2 separate regions of the Homo sapiens genome follow, and region 1 is linked to region 2. The links are chromatin loops, found by intact Hi-C in ENCODE. Cell type or tissue: heart left ventricle. All regions are shown on one strand. Each heading gives the region's core, and the rest is flanking DNA. Links, peaks and the distances in the headings are about the cores only. Region 1 overlaps SMIM36 (small integral membrane protein 36). Region 2 overlaps MMD (monocyte to macrophage differentiation associated).

Region 1 (9,717 bases), core at 983-8,982, 64 kb after region 2:
CTCCATAGGGAGGGCTAGGAATGGGTGGCTGTGTTTGGACACTCTTACCACATCCTTTTCTCTGAAGTACACCACCTGGGCAGTTCCTTAGAATGTGAGACCACGGGCTGGGTGTGGTTGGCTCATGCCCATAATCCCAGCACTTAGGGAGGCTGAGGCAGAAAGATCACTTGAGCCCAGGAGTTCAAGGCCAGCCTGGACAACATAATGACACTCTATCCCCAACACACAACAAAATTTTTAAATTAGCCAGGCCTGGTGGTAAACACCTGTAGTCCCAAGCCACTTGCAAGACTGAGGCGGGAAGATGGCTTGAGCCCAGGAGTTTGAGGCTGCAGTGAGCTATGATCAAGCCGCTGTACCCCAGCCTGGGTGACATAAATAAGTAAGTAAATAAATAAATAAATAAAAAGTGAACCCATGCAGTTAGGTTTTGAAGCATTTAGGTTACTCCTGTTTTCTACTCTTCTGCCTTCCTTTCACGTTTAAAGGCCTGCAAACCATATAAATCATCCCATAGGTTTCTTGGCAAGTTCAGCACTGATCCAAATAAAATATACCAGGATCTTTGTTCTGGGAATGGCAGTAACGATTTCCAGGTTGTTTTTAAAAATAATAGTGTATTTTTAAACTTTTTATTCAAGTATAACATATATGCCAAAAGTGCACATATCATTGGTGTACATAGAGTGGATTCTTAGAAGTTGAACACACGCTAATAACTAGCACTGAGAACAAGAATCAGAACATTACCAGATCCCCTGGAAGCCCCTACTGTTCCCTCCCACCCCTGCAGGTAGGAATACACCACAATTTATTTATTAGTTCTACTATTAATGGGAGATTCCCAGGTTTTAACAGTAAAATAGATATTTAGAGTAGTTGGGTCAAGACTAAGTAGGGCAGTGGGATAGATCTTCATTGGGTGATGTCTGAAATAACTTAGTGTTTTCCCCTTTTGAGGATTAGTAGCAGAACTCTCTGATTCTCTAGGAAATATCTACCTGCATGGCAGCATGGGAATTTGCAGTCTGGTCTGACTCCATTAGTTCTCTGTGCATAGAAATGTCAGGCTGGAAGGGGATCAGGGCAAGTTAGAGCCAAGCCCACTTCCTCTTCTCTCCAGCGGAAGGGTCATTAGCAGCTGACCACCAGTGTCAGCTGGGCAGCGATGGAACTGTTGACAAAACCAGAAGTAACTTTCCTAGGAAGTTGGTTTTAAGTAGGTGTTTGGTGTGAGTCTTTGGAATATTCATATTTAAAAAGTGGGTTTAGAAAGATGTTTATTAAAAAGGAGGAAATGTTAAGAGATAAATGAAGCCCCCAAATAAATTATCTCAGACAAAACAAGCTTTCAAAATAAGATAGGAAAAACTGAGAAAGGAAAGTGTCCTGTAGCATTTTGATGTGCATTACAAAAGAGAAAGAACCGCTGAGGTCAGCAATCATCCTGGCTGGATTTACCTCCTCACTAAAAAATAAAAAAGCTGCAGGGATTACCGTTAAAAAACTCACAAAACGAATACCTGTATTGTTTTGCTTTTAAAAGGATCACACGTTATTTTTTAAGACCTAGAAAACATAGATCAACAGAAAGTAAAAATTTTTAATGTTAATTTAACAACTGGGGATAACCACTCATTAACATTTTAATGAGTATCCTTTGAGTCTATATACATGTATTTACACGCCTTTTACATTAATGATGATAGTATACGTACTGCTGTGAAACTTGCTTTAAAAAAGTGTGTTATGGGCTTTCTATGCTTACAATACATTTTTAGTGAAATAAAGCAAGATAAACTTGCACAGGCAAGTTTAAAACCTCTGGCTTCTTATTTGAGGAAAACATAATACAGAAGGTAAAATAATCAAAACAAATTTAAAATCTTCACGATGCATCATAAATATTTTCCCATGCCAGTGACTACTGTTCTACAACATGAGATTTAATGACCATATTTTTTTTCATCGTGAAGAGATACCATAATTTAATGTATTCCCTATGTGTGGGCATTAGGCAATTTTGCATTATTCATTACTAGAACAAACACTGCAATGGATAGTCTTAGAGAGAACTATCTGTGCACATTCATTATTGTTTACTTAGAATAAATTCCTGGAAGAGACATTGCTCAGTCAAAAGCTATGCCCTTTTCAAAGCATTTTGATACTGATTTCCAAATTTCCCTCTGGAGAGGTTGTACTGATTTACAGCCCACCAGCAGTGTTTATGAGTGTTTGCCAATGCTGAGTAAGTGCAAGCATTTAAAGAAGGCTTTGGAAATATGATAGGGAATACATGGTAGCTTGTGGATTCTTTAACCCGTGTTGTGTATAGAGTGTAAATCCTCATCTGGTCTCCGATGCCTTTCGCAACAGGATTGCCACCTATCTCTCTGGCCTCATTTCATCTCCTTCTATTCCTCTCCCACCACCCCCACGCTGCCCCCCTCCCCACACTGTTGTTCAAACAGGATTCATACATTCTTAGCTTTGTGCTTTTTCTCCCTAGATGACACTCATATTCCATCCACTGTCACCTTAGCCTTCCGTAATCGCTTAAAATCTATTAATATCATTTGAGACTGGGTGCAGTGGCTCATGCCTATAATCTCAGCAACTTGGGAGGCCAAGGTGGGAGGATCAGTTGAGCCCAGGAGTTTGGGACCTGCTTGGGCAACATAGTGAGACCTCGTCTCTACGAAAAATCAAAAAAATTAGCCAGTCATGGTGGAGCATGCCTGTGGTTTCAGCAACTCCAGGAAGGCTGAAGTGGGAGGATTGCTTGAATTCGGGAGGTTCGGGCTGCAGTGAGCTGTGATCATGCCACTGCACTCCAGCCTGGGTGACAGAAGGAGAGCTGTTTCAAAAACAAAAACAAACAAACAAACAAACAAAAACAAAAAAAACATGCTGGGTGCGGTGGCTCACACCTGTAATCCCAGCACTTTGGGAGGCCGAGGCACATGGATCATTTGAGGTCAAGAGTTTGAGACCAGCCTGGCCAACACGGTGAAACCCTGTTTCTACTAAAAATACAAAAATTAGCTGAGTGTGGTAGGACGCACCTGTAATCCCAGCTACCTGGGAGGCTGAGGTGGGAGAAAAGCTTGACCCCAGGAGGCGGAGGTTGCAGTGAGCCAAGACCGCACCATTGCACTCCAGCCTGGGCAACAAGTGCAAAACTGTCTCAAAAAAAAAAAAAAAAAAAAAAAAAAAAAGGATCATTTGAAACTGTTTCAAAGTCCATATCCCTCATCAGGTCTTTTCTTGTTCCTCCCAAGCAAAGGGACTCTTTTGCTTCTTCTCCTGTAATTGTTTTATGGCAGTTAATTTTCCCTATACAAGTCACATCCATAGTTCCAGAATGAGGGCTACGGCCCATTCTTAATTGTCTCCTGTACTAGGGGCAAGTCACCTTTCCCTGCTGTGCCTCAGTTTTCTCATCTGTAAAGCACAGAAGTCTGATTCAGATTAGATGATTTTTAAGTACCAATTCACCTTTAACAATTTATCATTCCATCTTTTTTCCCACAGTAGACAAACCTATCCATCAATTCTTCCATATGACTTATTGCACAACCAGGACAGTGATCCCTAAATTTCTTAAGGCCACAGATGCCTTTGAGAATCTGAAGAAAGCCCTGAGCCCTAATTTTCCGCAAATTAATTTAGAGATATGGGCATTCAAGGACAATGTGATTGTTAAACAGTCTGTTTAAGGGCCCAAGATTAAGAACTTGGCTGTTTAAGTCTGTGTTTGTTTGTGTTTCTCTTGAATATAGTAGGAAGGTTCAATAAATATTTTTCAATGTGAATCATATTCAAACAGGAAGGTGAATACTAAAAAATAATTATGTGGGTTTTCTCTTGGGACTTAATTATAAGTTTCATTACTTTCAGGTCACCCTTGGTGTTAAATCTCCACTCATGTCAACACATTAAAAAGGCAAATTGAGAGGCTTTCAAAGTACATTCAAAATAGGCCATGCCCTTTAGTCTTTTAGGCACCATTAAACATCCAGCATTTTGATAAATCCTACATAGCAGTTAGTGATTTCAGATTTCCTGTGTGAGAGGATTGCGAATGGGTAAGCAGTTATAATGTAATGTTTTTCCTCAAACATGAGGACACAGATTTTTGTGAGATTAATTCATGGTCATAAGAGTAGATTGGGAAAGGATAAAAGGATAAACCAGGCAGTTTTCAAATAAATCTGCCTTATTAGAAAATATATAAATGGGCCAGTTGTGGTGGCTCATGCCTGTGATCCCAGCACTTCGGGAGGCTGAGACGGGCGGATCACGAGGTCAGGAGACCAAGACCATCCTGGCCAATATGGTGAAACCCCATCCCTACTAAAAATACAAAAAAAATTAGCTGGGCATGGTGGTGTGCACCCGTAGTCCTAGCTACTCAGGAGGCTGAGGCAGGATAATTGCTTGAACCCAGGAGGCAGAGGTTGCAGTAAGCTGAGATCTCACTATTGCACTCCAGCTTGGGTGACAAGAGTGAAACTCCGTCTCAAAAAAAAAAAAAAAAAAAGAATAGAATAAAATAAAATTGACAGCTCTCGAGATCTTTAAAAAAATTTTTTTTATTTTTATTTTTTGTTTTTGAGACGGAATTTTGCTCTCGTTGTCCAGACTGGAGTGCAATGGTGCGATCTTGGCTCACTGCAACCTCCGCCTCCCGGGTTCAAGCCATTCTCCTGCTTCAGCCTCCCGAGTAGCTGGGATTACAGGCGCCCACAACCATGCCCAGCTAATTTTTGTATTTTTAGTAGAGACGGGATTCACTATATTGGCCAGGCTGGTCTCGAACTCCTGGCCTCAGGCAATCCCCCCACCTCAGCCTCCCAAAGTGCTGGGATTAAAGGCTTGAGCTACCGCGCCGGCCTTTTGTTAATTAAAAAAATAAAAAAATGTTGACATCTGTAGAGATCTTTATCTGGCTATCTCACTAAAGGGAAAAATACTTGACTATGTCATTAATCCAAAGGATGATGCCTGTTCTTGAGATTAGTGGAGGTACAGAATTGGGATTTGCCTGCTAGCTGAACATTTTCATGCGAGTATGTGCTCTCCGCTTTTAGAGTGTGTCTTTTCTCTATTGTTTCTCCTTCCTACTTTACATTAAAGGGAGATGAATGCAATATATACTACTTAGTTTGGGGGTATAAATTCTGTATTGTGAACCTGGATTATTGTTCTCTCTTTAGAACCAATTATTTGGTGTAGTTCAGCAGTAAAACCAAGAATAATGACATGATCCGCTATCTGGATGTTCTATTACTCACTTTCTCCAATTGTTCCTACATCCAAGCAAACAGGCCCCCAGTCACAATCTGCAGCGACAGCAGTTTAATTAATATTCCTTCTGACAATGCTGGTGTAGCTGTTGGTGACTTCCACTTGCGTGGAATTAATATGGGAGTGCTGGGAAGGGAAGACCCTGGTCTCTTTAAATAATAGGAAACCGGGGAAGGGAAGTGCAGGGTAGAGGAGGGCGTGGTCCCTTGTTAGGGATCCACCCCACGGACCTAGGTGAGGACAGACATTTCCTGCCCAACTGTTGCATTTCCCGACACCACCCTGGCCTGCCACGCCCCATCCTGTACCTATAATAACCGTTCTCCACCCCCACCCCCCGCCCCGTACCACACACACATCCTAGCGGGCAGCCACACATCAAAAGGAGCACGTCGGCTGAAGAAGACACAAGCAGCTGGTCGTTGAGAAGAGCTCGCAGAAGAGCATGCCTCCTCTGCGGCCGAAGAGCATGCCCGCAGGCAGTGGAGTCTGGCCAGGGCAGTCTGGCCAGGGCAGTGGGAGGACAGCCGGGCTGCTGAGAGGCCCAACTGCAGGGGAAGACTACCTCCCTTGTGGATCCTCCGTCCGCTGAGAGCTACCTCCACGCAATAAAATTTTACACTCATTCTCCAAGCCCACGTGTGATTTGCTTCTTCCAGTACACCAAGGCAAGAAACCCCGGGGTACAGAAATCCCTCTGTCCTTGTGATAAGGAAGAGGGTCTAATTGAGCTGGTTAATTCAAGTGGTCTGTAGATGGCAAACTGAGAGCACCCTGTAACACACGCCCACTGGGGCCTCAGGAGCTGTCAACATTCACCCCTATACACTACTAACATTCATCCCTAGACACTGCCATGGGGTCGGAGCCCCACAGCCTGTCCGTGTGTATGCTTCCCTAGAGGTTTGAGCAGCGGGGCACTGAAGATGCGAGCCCCACCCCCATCACACGCCCTGAGAGGGGGATTCCCATTTCAGAATAAGAAGTTGACTCACACCATTGATTAATTCGGTTTTGAATGTTTTGTGTTGTTCTAAGTCATCTCTAGGTGACCTGGGCTTGAGTCATCTCTCCAGAGAGTCATTGGATCAAATTTTCTGCAGCTAGGTCCTAGATTTTTTTTGTTGTTGTTCAAATTTATCCTTCTGAAAATATGGCAAAACCTATTTGGTATATGTCCAATATGTGTGGCATATATGGGTCTTTTATGAATTTGAATTTAAGGGACAAAAGTTGGCATAACTATCCTTGCCTCAGGGAAGTTGTCCCTGAATCTCAAGGTGAGGGTAGGTCTACTGTTAGAAATCCTCATACTGTTCAGTTCTTTACAATTTTAGACTTACTGCTATCATATTTATATAGTTGATTATGCAATTATTTGTTTACTGTCTTCCTTCATAAGGAACTATGTCCTTTAAAATGATTTCTCTACCCCAAAGGTTTAGCAACATGCCTAGAATAGATGCTAAAAATGATTTCTTGGCTGGGCATGGTCACAACTGTAATCGGAGCACTTTGGGAGGCCAAGGCAGGAGGCGCGCTTGAGCCCAGAAATTCGAGACCAGCTTTGGCAGTATGGCAAGACCCTGTCTCTACAAAAAATAAAATAAAAAGCTAGGCATGGTGGCATGTGCCTATAATCCCAGCGACTTTGGAGGCTAAGGCAGGGGGATTGTGCCTAGGGGTTGGTGGCTGTAGTAAGCTATGATAGCACCACTGCACTCAGCCTGGGCAACAGAGTGAGACCCTGTTTCTCAAATAAATAAATAACATAAAAATATTTATTGAACAAATTGTTACTATGTATTATTATCACTACTAGTAGTAGTAACATTTGTAGAGGTCTTTGCAGTTTTCAAAGTCCTATATGTTGTTAACTCATCATCCATAGATCTTAAAAACATAATGCTGGCCAGGCATGGTGGCTCACGCCTGTAACCCCAGCACTTTGGGAGGCCGAGGCAGGTGGATCACAAGGTCAGGAGTTCAAGACCAGCCTGGCCAAGATGGTGAAACCCTGTCTCTACTAAAACTACAAAAATTAGCCAGGTGCGGTGGCAGGTGCCTGTAATCCCAGCTACTTGGGAGGCTGAGGCAGGAGAATCGCTTGAATCTGGGCAGCAGAGGATGCAGTGACCCTAGATTGTGCCACTGCATTCCAGCCTGGGCGACAAGAGTGAGACTCTGTCTGGAAACAAAAAACAAAAAACAAAACAAAAAAAAAGAACAACAACAACAAAAAAGCTATAATGCTAAGTGAAAACAAAACAGCACAAGCTTGATGCCATTTATGTAATGGCATAAAATACCATTTACGTAAATTTAAAACATATAAATAGGCCGGGAGCAGTGGCTCACGCCTGTAATCCCAGCACTTTGGGAGGCCGAGGCGGGCAGATCACGAGGTCAGGAGATCGAGACCATCCTGGCTAAAACGGTGAAACCCATCTCTACTAAAAAATACAAAAAAATTAGCTGGGCATGGTGGTGGGTGCCTGTAGTCCCAGCTACTCGGGAGGCTGAGGCAGGAGAATGGCGTGAACCCAGGAGGCGGAGCTTCCAGTGAGCCGAGACTGTGCCACTGCACTGCAGCCTGGGTGACAGAGTGAGACCCTGTCTCAAAAAAACAAAAACAAAAAAAACCATAAATACATGAATTAGCACTATGTAGGATTTAAGAATCCATGTGTACCTAAGCACATATAGTGAACAAGTGAGCTAAAGAGAAAATCTGGGAGAAGGAGATTTGTACTTGTGTAGAGAATAACTTAAGAAACATAATAAAATTAAGCAGGAGTGTGGCCTTGCACAGACTGAAGGTAATAAGATATTGGGAACTGAGAAGTATAATTAACTCTAACCTAAAGCCCAGGAGAGGTAGAAGGGAGAGATTTGTGTACATTAGACTTTGGGAAAAAATCTACAATAATTATTTGCACCATATTTTGAGTGCGTTCAATTTTCCAAACACCTGATTCTTGACTCAACATCACCTTACTCCCCCAAAGCATTGTCCTATTTTTCTTCCTTCTGTCTTTTCTCTTGCTTATACACTCTCAAAATATCCTTGCTAAAAAGAAATGATTATCCATGCAACAACATGGATAAATCTCAACACATAATACTAAATGGAAAAGCCATACTCAACAGGCTATGTACTGTACAATCCCATTTACAGGACATTCTGGAAAAGGTGAAACTATAGGGACAGAAATCAGATCAGTGATTGCCAGGGACTGTGGTGGGGAAGAGGACTGATTATAGAGAAGCAGGAGAGTTGCTTGAGTCCAGGAGTGCCAGGCTGTAGTGAGCTGTGATCATGCCACTGCACTTCAGCCTGGACAACAGAGTGAAACCCTGTCTCAAAAAAACAAAAACAAATACAAAAACAAAGAAAAAACATAAGTAAATTATTTATGTATAAATTATACTGTATATTTAAACACAGAAAGCAAACACATTTCTATGAATTTCCAGAAAAACATAATTCATTTTTATGATCTTCATTTCTTTAATGAGGCAAAAAAGCAAAAACAAAAACCAAAAACCAGAAAGTACAGACTCCCACCAGTGGTGGTATTGAATGAGTTAAATGTCTCCTTGAAATCATACTGTTTTTGATTCTGTAATGTGGTTAGTCAATAGAACAATTCAGGGCAGAGAATTCTTACGGAAGAAGGCTGCAAATGTAGGTTACATTAGGGATCCACTGAGCCACTGATCTGGAGTAACAAATGGGAAAGATTGTAGATATGGTGATAGGCAAATTCATATTTTTCTGGGTAACTTGTTAAGAAGATAGTTAAAGGTCTAGCTTGAAATAATTTTGGACAGATTTTAGGGCAAGCAGTTTGATGTTGTGGAAAGTGTATGGCCTTGGATTAAATCTTGGTTTTAGATGGATAGACTTGGGTTTGAATATTGACTTCCCCACTTAATACTTAAAAGTATGAAGTTAATATAAGTATTAAGTTAATTAATACTTATTAATACTTAATAAGAAGTATATAAAGTTAATATAAGCATTAAGTTAATTAACCTCTGGCTGTTCATTTCCTCATCTGAAAAATGGGCTAATAAAAGCTGCCATGTGCAGGGCATGGTGGCTTATGCCTGTAATCTCAGCACTTTGGGAGGCCAAGGCAGGAGGATCATTTGAGGCCAGGAATTCAAGACCAGCCTTAGCAACGTAGCAAGACCTCATCCCTACAAAAATTTAAAAAATTAGCCAGGTGGCATGTGCCTGTAGTCTTAGTAACTCAGGAGGCTGAAGTGGGAGGATCATTTGAGCCTAGGAATTTGAAGTTGCAGTGAGCTATGACAGAACCACTGCACTCCAGCCTGGGCAACAGAGTGAGATTATGTCTCTAAATAAATAAATAAAAATAAATAAATACATAC
Region 2 (9,717 bases), core at 721-8,720:
GTTTTTTGTAAACATAAAATGAGATAATCCATGTAAACTAGCAGAGTACCTGATACATAAGAAGCAGTCAGTTGTTTATTATTATTACCTTTAAAACCCAGTCATAAATATGGACGAAGCTGTATGTTCACTGCAGCATTGTTTATATTAAAAAATCTAAAGCAATCTAAATATCCAAAATTAGGCAAATGATTAAGCAAAATAGGCTGCATATCCAGTTCTGAAAGATGATGAAATCATTGAAAATTCTTGCTATGAAATGATATAATAGTAATAATAGTTTTTTGTTTTTTTTTTTTTTGAGATGGAGTCTTGCTCCATTGCCCAGGCTGGAGTGCAGTGGTGTGATCTTGGCTCACAGCAACCTCCACCTCCCAGGTTCAAGCAATTCTCCTGCTTCAGCCTCCTGAGTAGCTGGGATTACAGGCATGCACCGCCAAGTCCAGCTAATTTTTTTTTGTATTTTTAGTAGAGACGGGGTTTCACCATGTTGGTCAGGCTTGTCTTGAACTCCTGACCTCGTGATCCGCCCGCCTTGGCCTCCCAAAGTGTTGGGATTACAGGCGTGAGCCACTGCGCCCGGCCAATATAATAGTATTTTTAAATGCTTATAATAAGTAGGAAAAAGTATATAAAATTACATATGTGGCATATTTACAGCTGTATAATAAAAATAGGGAAATAAAAAATTGCAAGTATATTAAAATATATTATGATAAATGAATGCTGGATAATTTTTAGCTTTCTCTATTTTCCAAAGGATTTTATATAGCTGTATGATTTTTAAAGTAAAAATATTCAAAATATTTTTAAAAATTTAAGTTGTTGCTTCTGGAGTATAATCTGCACTAAGACCCAATGATTGCACAATTGTTTTATTTTATTACTATATTCAGAAAAGAGGACCAGAGGGAAATACGTTAGGCCAAATACTTTTTTCTCTCAAAATAATTTTGTAAATTGTTATTTCTAGGAAAGCACCAATAAAAATGCTGGACATTTTCTTCTTTAGGACATATTTTCTAATATTTACACTCTATTTTCTCATCAACTTTCCTGTGGTTGCCACGAATGTTCTAGCTGACCCTTGTGGTCAAAAAAGCCTCTAAGGCCTAAGAAGCTAAAAGTCAGTTTCCAGCTAGTAAGAGTGCTTGTGATGGACAGGATAAACCTGCTAAAACCAAAGTCTGTCCTAAAAAATGCTTTATTCTCAGTCTTTCCCTTCCACAGCAACATTCTCCAACCTTCCCCCGACCCTGCCCCTTTCATTCAACAAAACTTCTTCACTCTTGTCATAAGCCAGTGCTATGCTAGAAGCTAGGAACAGAAGTGGATGAGACTCTGTCCCTGCCTGAAGGAGGTCAGTCCCAAGACCAGAGGTAAAGACAGTAAACACAATCACAATGCACCATGACAGGGGCCATGAAGGAATATCTGTGCCATGGGGTCAAAGGAGGGCACTACTACTCATGCCAGGGGGAACTTGGTCAATGGCACAAGGGAGATGGGTGGCACCTGATGAAGGCTTGGAATAAGCAACTATTTGCCAGGTAGGAAAGGGGCTGGAGTAAGGGCATTCCAGGCCAAGGAACAGCAGGTACAAAAACACAGCTGCAAAAGCACCATGAGGGCATGTGTGTTGTGGGGGAGGCTGTGAAAATCACTAGCAGGGCTGATGTCAAGTGGGGTTCAGCTGGGGAGAGGGCCGATCAGGCGGAGTCAGCATGTGAAGAGTCCATGCTAAAGCATCTGGCGTGAATCTTATAGGATAATAGTCAGTGGAAGTTTTGGAGCATCGAGACACATGCTCAGATTTTATTTTGGGAAGATAATGCTGGTACAGTGTGGAGGATGAGCTCATTTGAGGGGTGTAAGCAGTGGCAGGGATACAAATGAGGAGGTGGCTGCTGTAGTCTGATGAGTGCTAAGTAGGTCTTTTTAGGACCCTGCAGTGTGAAGAGAGGTGAGGAACCAGACCAGGGAGTTGTGAGAAAGGCAGGGGTGACAGTTCTGGCTGACCTGTTGCATCTGGGGGGTGCAAGAAATCAAGGATGCATGAATGAACAGATGGCTGTGGCCATGCCATTAACTAAGTTAGGAAATTTCAGAAAATAGGTTTGGTGGTAGGATGAGGAAAGATAATGAAATCAGTTTGGGACGGTTTGAGTCAATATGTCTGGGAGCATTTAGGCAGTTGACTAGAGAGAGGTCTAGTCCTTAGAAAATAGTTTAAGGCTGAAGATACTGACCAAGAAGCTGACAGCACAATAGTGGGGACACTCTAGAAATGGATGAGGTCACACTGGTGACCTAAAGGACAGAACTCTTGGGAATCATAACGCTTCAAGACACTCAATCTTCAAAATTAGATTTGACAGAGAGTTATCTGAGGGATTATTGAGGTTCTAAACCATGTGAATAGTGTTTTCTTTTCTGTGTCCATGCCTGATGAATTTTTAGTTCAAGTTTTTTTATTTGTTTCTGCTGACTCTAGAAATGCAGTGGTATAGTCAATGGGAGGCTTCGGAATCAGATAGAGCTGGTTGCTGTTCCAGCTCCCTGATTTAGGATGAAGCAGTTGAACTTCTCTGGCCCTGGTTTCCCACACTACAGAAGAGGTAGAATGGCATCTAACACTAGGAGAGTTGTTAAGATTTATAATCTGCTACTTGTCTGGTTGGTAACATAAAAGACTGTCACCTCAGTCCTATAGAATATTAAATATGCTAAACCAAAAGGCTTACCTTGGTAAGGATGCATCATCTAAAAAACTTGAAATCATTAGGTCCTGACTAGTGTATTTTAAACTGAAAATGTCTGTTGATTAATGTTTGAGCTGACTCTGGCATTTCAATTATTAAAAAGTAGACTAGAAAGTTCTAAGTGACAGGGTGTATTCATTTTTCTTCACAGTCATCTAATTTAGAGACAGTGGAACAAATCCAAGTAACAACTTTATTGTAGTATACAGCACAATTTTTACATACATATTAGTGGTTTTGACAGTGTTACTTTTGAGTAGACCTTAAATGAATCCACAAAGTTAATATATTAAAAATAAAATATACACAGTAAAACAACAGGCATCCAGATGTTCAGAATCATGCAGATAGGAGTGGTTTGGTTGGTGTTATCACTGGGTACCTTGCCTATTTAACTCGCCAGCAAATACCACTTCTTCTGTTTCTCATTCCCATATAATTCATCAAAATCAGAGAGTTCTAAACATATACAAAATAAACCTCTTTTAAAGCCACATCAGTAAAAAATTTCAATTAATAAGGTTATCATCAAACCAAGAATTCCACTGATCATTTGATCAGCCCATTACTAGGAAACAGGCAATATCAGCACCCGATCTAAAGGCAAGCCTATTTCATTTATTAAAACACCAACAAGAGAGATTAATCAACAAAGCAACTATTAACAACATGTTAATCTTAATATAAGACACTGAGAGAAAAGTAAAAATAATACATAAATATCACTCCACTGAGCCAGGATATAACTCATGGACTACAGATACATGAGTTTCTACCTGTCAAACAATGCTTTAAATATTTTTTCTAGGAAAAAAAAAAAAAAACACAATATATGAGAAGATGCAAAGGAAAGGCAGAAATGTGAATTTATGCATCTAGTTCCACAATTTAAAATAAATATCAAACTGACAATATAAAGCTAAGTGACAATGACTTAACCATTGGGCACCAAACAGGCAATACAACTGCTCACTGTAATACATAATGCTCTTCAGGAGTTTCCAGCAGATGGCCATCACAACAATACTGTCATAATACAGAAAAAACATTTATCCACTGTGGAAAGAGACCCTGAAGAGAATGTGGCAAAGGCATAGAGAAAAAGTTGGATCTTTTGAAAAAGTTAATGATATCAAAATACTTTTCCATCACTGGTAAACCAAGCTAGGTCAAGTATATGTCCCAAAGCAGCACTGAATTCAGAGTAAGAGGTTGGCAGAAAAGTTTGGAAAACTGCAGTTTTTAAAAATTGGCAATTTCTCCATGCTTAATAAAACTATCAGAAGAGGTATAATGTTTGTTCGTTTGTGGAATGTTGACTGCTTGCTGCAAAAATTTACAACATGAATGAGGACCTGCAGAGATGCATATCAATGAAATATTTTTTTAAAAATTTACAAAAAACTAAAGTTTCTATTTAAAAAAGAACCATGTTATGCCAAGATGAAACATGGTAAAAAGTAGTGTAAGTTCTGTCCATGATTCTTTACCTAGTGAATGGGAAAGTAATAGAAACAATTTTCTTCTTAAAAAGGAAGGTTTGTTATTGCACTGACTTTTACAACCTGACATAGTAATTTAGAAAAATCATGTAGTAAAATCTGTAAAATTAAAATATAAAAGTCTGGTTTGTAAACATCAGTTGGCCAAGTCTATTCAGAGTCCTTCATGATAGTGGAATGGAATGAATAATTAATTCACTACCTTATTTATTTGCTGTGAGGCAGAAAATTCCAGAACACAGCCTTTATACTTTCACAGTAATTATATTCAAAAGATATAAAGTCAGTGCAGTTATTTTTTTTCTTTCCCTGTGCAATGTTTAGCTCTCACCCCACTCCCAAGTGCCATAATTGAAATAATACTGGTTTGGAGAATTAGTACAGATTGGTCATAAATGCCGCATAAAGTCCGTAGGACTTCGGTAAAGGTATTTCCAAATGGCGTAGTAATGCACTGCAGCTGCCGTGGCCACAAACAGGTGCCAGATGGCGTGGGCAAATGGAATGATGCCATCACTCTTGAAGAACACAACTCCCAAGCAATAAATTAAGCCCCCACAGGCAAGTTCCTGAAGTCCATCGGTGTTGTTCTGTCAACAGAGAAAAAAAAATAAAAAGGGTTTGATGTTACTCTGCATGGCAAGCTACAGATAACTGTAATTCTCTCTAAGGCTCTTGATTTTCTAGACAATGAAGAAGCTGTGTGAACACAATCCTGATCTGTAAACATGAACCAAACATAAAAAAAGTCTCTTATACATCGACCTGGATTGCCCTTTGGACTGACACTCTTGAGTTGAGCAAGCAATCACATTACAGGTCCCAAATGAAAAAGCAGAACATTCTGCTCATTTACAGCATATTTAAGCAAACTGCAATCATAGCCAGACATGGGAGTTCATTTTAATAAAGTGCAATCCTCTGTTCTCATCTTCCCCTTTAAATGCTTCCTTCCCTACTAAGGCAGGCCCAAGCCACTCTATTTATAATTTACATCTCAGGCAGGGTATTTACTTCCCTTTGTCCTTCTCAAACACTGTTCTACACTGATTGCTGCTTTGAGACTTCCCCTGCTTATGTGAGCTTATAGATTCCTTAAGGCTGACACAGGAAAACCGTAACTAGAAGTGACCTCTGAAATCACAGATCACATAGTACAAGATATTTCCTAGCCTTCTAGATGTCTCCAGGCCTTTTTGTATTCGAGCCTGGCCATTGCTTAGCTTAGCAATAAGTTAATATTCTTGTGTGTCTTAGGGCAGAAGGGAGAATTTTTTAGGCTGTTCTTGGTTTTCAAAGACCAAGGCCCATCTACAAGATTAAAATGGCTTGTATGAATGAGGAGAGAGAATAGAGGCAATGCTTAGAAGCTGATGAAGAAACAAGTTAGTCCCCTGGATTTCTGAGGACTAGGAATAGAAAGGAGACAGGTTCTGCAGAGTGAATGGAAACCTAAGGCAGATCACGGCAGGGCCTTGGAAGGGGATAGGTGTGTGGGTGTCCTAGAGGCCTGGGCACTGGGCAGCAGCCTTGTGTGCCCCGCAAGAGTAAAGGGAAGCTCTAACTCAGGCACCTGATTAGAATGGGCCCCAAGGCCCTCGGCTAAAAGCAAGGCAACAATAGACCATCATGAGCTAAGGACCAGGTGTGAGGATCTAGGGCCAGCTGTGAGCTTCAGTCCTTTTTCAAAGTTCACAGAAGCCCCCATGTTTTGTGTGGGATCAAAAGATGGGGAAGGAGCCAATCCAAATGGACTGACATTGGATTTCTTCCTAACCTTGGTAAGAAAGGACTTCAGCTAGATTTATTTTTATTTAAAAAGTAAAAACAAAGACAAAATACCACACGTTATTAATTCCTCAAGGTTATACAGCAATGAATACACATTATACAAAAGTATTTGTGTGTGTATTAGGAGCCCTCTTCTAGGATAGGGGTAAGGCTCTCATCAGATTCGCAAAGGGGCACAGGGACTCCCAAATAGTAAGAGTCACTCATCTAACACAACCCCCTTATTGCAGAGGTGAGGAGACTAAGGCCAGAGCAGTGAAGTGGCCTGAACAAAATCACATGGCCAGTCACTGTTACAAAATATCCTTTTTTTTCCTTTCTGCCAAAACAAGCAAGACACCAAACCAAGTACGCAGGTTAGTTTTGACATGCATTCTGTTAACTAGTATCCTCAAGATACCACATTTACCTCAACTTTCAAAGACCTAGAACATAGTTAATTCTGTATCAAAACAGAATTTTTTTTTCATTATCATTATCATTATTGTAACTATGTGCCAGGCACTGTTTGAAGCACTTCATATATTTATTCATTTAATCTTCACAACGACCCTAAATTAGGTACTATTATCTCCATTATACAGATGAGAAAACTTTTTTATCCAGTCTGACAATCTCTGCCTTTTAGTTGGAGTGTTCAGTCCATTGTGATGTAATTGTTATTATATATGAGGTACCTAATTACTGATATGGTTGTATTGAAGCCTCCCGTCTTGCTCTCTGTTTTCTATTTGGTTTCATCCATCCTTTGTTTCCGTTTTCCAATTTTCCCACCTGCTTTAGACTAAATTGAATAACTTTGGGATTCCATTTTATCTTTTCTCTTGACTACTTAACTATAACATTTATTTTGCTTTTGTTGTTGTTGGTGGTGGTGGTGGTTATTCTTTTTTTTTTCTGAGATGGAGTCTTGTTCTGTTGCCCAGGCTGGAGTGCAGTGCATGATCTCAGCTCACTGCAAACTCCGCCTCCCAGGTTCAAGTGGATTCTCCTGCCTCAGCCTCCCAAGTAGATGGGATTACAGGCGTGTGCCACCACACCTGGCTAATTTTTGTATTTTTAGTAGAGATGGGGTTTCATCATGTCGGTCAGGCTGGTCTCGAACTCCTGACCTCGTGATCCACCCACCTCGGCCTCCCAAAGTGCTGGGATTACAGGCGTGAGCCACCGCGCCTGGCCAGTGGTGGTTATTCTACGGATTACAGTGTGCATCCTTAGCTCATCACAATGTACCTTTATTATTATACCCCCTATACAAGGTTAAGACCCTTAAAACAATGTGCTTCTATTTCTCCACCCCATCCATTGTTACCATGTACTTTACTTCTACATGTTAGAAACCCCCATGTTATCTTGTGAAGAAATTAAGAAATGAAAAACAGCCATGTATTTACATACAAATTCATCATTTCTAGCAATCCTGGTTTATTTATTTATTTATTTAGAGACAGCATCTTGCTCCGTTGCCCAGGCTGGAGTGCAGTGGCACGATCTTGGCTCACTGTAACCTCTGCCTCCCGTGTTCCAGTGATTCTCCTGCCTCAGCCTCCCAAGTAGCTGGGACTACAGGTGCCCACCACCACGCCCAGCTAATTTTTGTATTTTTAGTAGAGACGGGTTTTGCCATGTCGGCTAGGCTGGTCTCGAACTCCTGACCTCAAGTGATCTGCCTGCCTTGGCCTCCCTGGTTAAATTTTTGACATTAATATTACTAAACTGTGCTAACTTCAACTTGAAGTTGACAGGGTTTTTTTGTTTTTTCCTTTCCGCATTTTATTTATTTATTTATTTTATTTTATTTATTTTTGAGATGGAGTCTCATGTTGTTGCCTAGGCTGGAGTGCAGTGGCCCGACCTCAGCTCACTACAACCTCCTACAACCTCCACCTCTTGGGTTCAGGCGATTTTCCTGCCTCAGCCTCAGCCTCTCGAGTAGCTGGGATTACAGGAGTTCTGCCATCACATTCAGCTAATTTTTGTATTTTTAGTAGAGACAGGGTTTCACCATGTTGGCCAGGCTGGTCTTGAACTCCTGACTTCACATGATCCACCCGCCTCAGCCTCCAACGTGCTGGGATTACATGCGTGAGCCACAGCACCCGGACCCTTTCAGCATTTTAAATGTGCCATTACATTGTATTCCTGCTCCCATGAATTCTGATAAAATGTCAGTGGTCATCTTCTCTCCTTGCTCTTTTTTCTCTCTCTGGCTGATTTTAAGGTCTTGTCTTTGCCTTTGTTTTTTAGTAATTTGACTTTAATGTGTCTTAGTGTAGTTTTCTTTGTGTTTATACTGCTCAGGCCTCCTCGTGCTTTGTGGATCTCTAGGTTGATATTTTTCATCAAATTTGGAAAAGTTGTAACTATTATTTCTTCAAAAAAAAAAAAAAAAAAGAAAAGAAAAACTGTAAAACAGAAAACCCAAAACAAAAAACTGCCCCAATTTCTTTCTTCTTTTGTTCATTTTTAAATCACTCTTTTCTCTCATGCTTCAGTTTGTATAGTTTCTACAGACCTGGCTTCAAGTTCACTGAACTTTGCTTCTGCAATATCCAATCTGTTATTAAATCCCTCCAATAATTTTTTTTTCTTAAGACATCACAGTTTTCGGATCTAGAATCTCCATGTGGATTCTTCTTCATAGTCTCCAGGTATTTTCTGAGATTCCTCATCTGTTTTAAACTCCCTGTGTGTGAATCTCAGTATCTCTCCCGTCTTTTGATCTGTGTCTATTGATCTGTTTTCCCTTAGGTATGTGTCACTTTCCAGTTTCTTGCCCATCTGGTAATATTTATTATATATTTATTATTTATTTTATTACATTATTATTGATTTATTTCTGATAATATTTACTTATGGTACATGCTAAGTTGTTACAGTAAAGATTCTGTTGTATTCCTTTAAAAATTGTTGAGTTTTGTTCTGTTAGGCGGTTTATTTACTGGAGGATCAATTTTATCCTTTCAAGGTTTGTCTGGGCCTTGTTATGGCAGTTCTAGAGTAGCCCTCCCTCTAGGGATAGAGTAGCTCTACTCCTAAGCTGTGGCCTTGGCAGGGTCAGCTGAGTGCCTGGGATGTCCAGCACCATCTCTGAACTCTGCTTGGTTGGAACTTCAATGTCTTTCAGCACTGGGAACTGTCCGGAATTTCCATTTATCTTCCAGCCTTCTAAGAGTTATTTGCAACTGGAGCTTGCAGAGTTTTGGCCCGTACAACATTCAGCTTGATATCTGGACAACGACTCACGGAAACTGCTTCATGGATTTCTGAAGCATCCTCCCTGAGCGGCTTCCTCCTCTTCCATACCCTGCCCCACAAACTGCAGCCATGTCAGTAACCTGAACTGTAATTTCTGTTTCCTCCACCCAGGCTGCTGTTCTCTGGGCTTTACCTCCTTTTGTTGCTGTTTGGAAAGTGTCTCCAGGGAAACTACTGGGGTGAATTCAAAGCTCATTTTCTTGGTTTCTCTTCCTTCAAGGATCACAGTCCTGTACTGTTTGGGTTCAGAGCCAAAAAAACAGTTGCCTTTATTCTTTTTCTAGTTTTACAGTTCTTTATGGCAGAAGGGTAAGTCTGAGACCCATGATTCTGGCCAGAACCAAAGATTCGCATTTTCATTCATTCTGTTACTGTGTTAGTGGCTTTTGAGGTCCTTTGTGATC

The links. Hi-C counts contacts between places; a loop is a spot of excess contacts. Peaks named below come from ENCODE experiments on the same cell type or tissue, not always from the same donor. Only the 100,000 strongest peaks of a DNase experiment are listed, where the experiment ranks them.
Region 1: a loop joins it to region 2, with 5 times the contacts of the local background. A loop is called at or near these places in 4 of 110 quality-filtered maps.

The regions. Positions count from the first base shown.
Region 1 is chr17:55,452,922-55,462,638 of GRCh38, forward strand. All of the region lies in intron 4 of SMIM36 (small integral membrane protein 36), which reads right to left. Among named protein-coding and RNA genes, the nearest start is that of MMD, 36 kb to the left of the region's middle. RefSeq lists an enhancer at 6,137-6,246. In heart left ventricle, for the core only: no CTCF peak of the experiment used is centred there; a DNase peak (open chromatin) is centred at 5,636.
Region 2 is chr17:55,389,681-55,399,397 of GRCh38, forward strand. It overlaps MMD (monocyte to macrophage differentiation associated), which reads right to left. Exons shown (of 7, transcript NM_012329.3): 7 at 2,942-4,854. The coding sequence ends at 4,654. Among named protein-coding and RNA genes, the nearest start is that of MMD, 27 kb to the right of the region's middle. In heart left ventricle, for the core only: no CTCF peak of the experiment used is centred there; no DNase peak of the experiment used is centred there.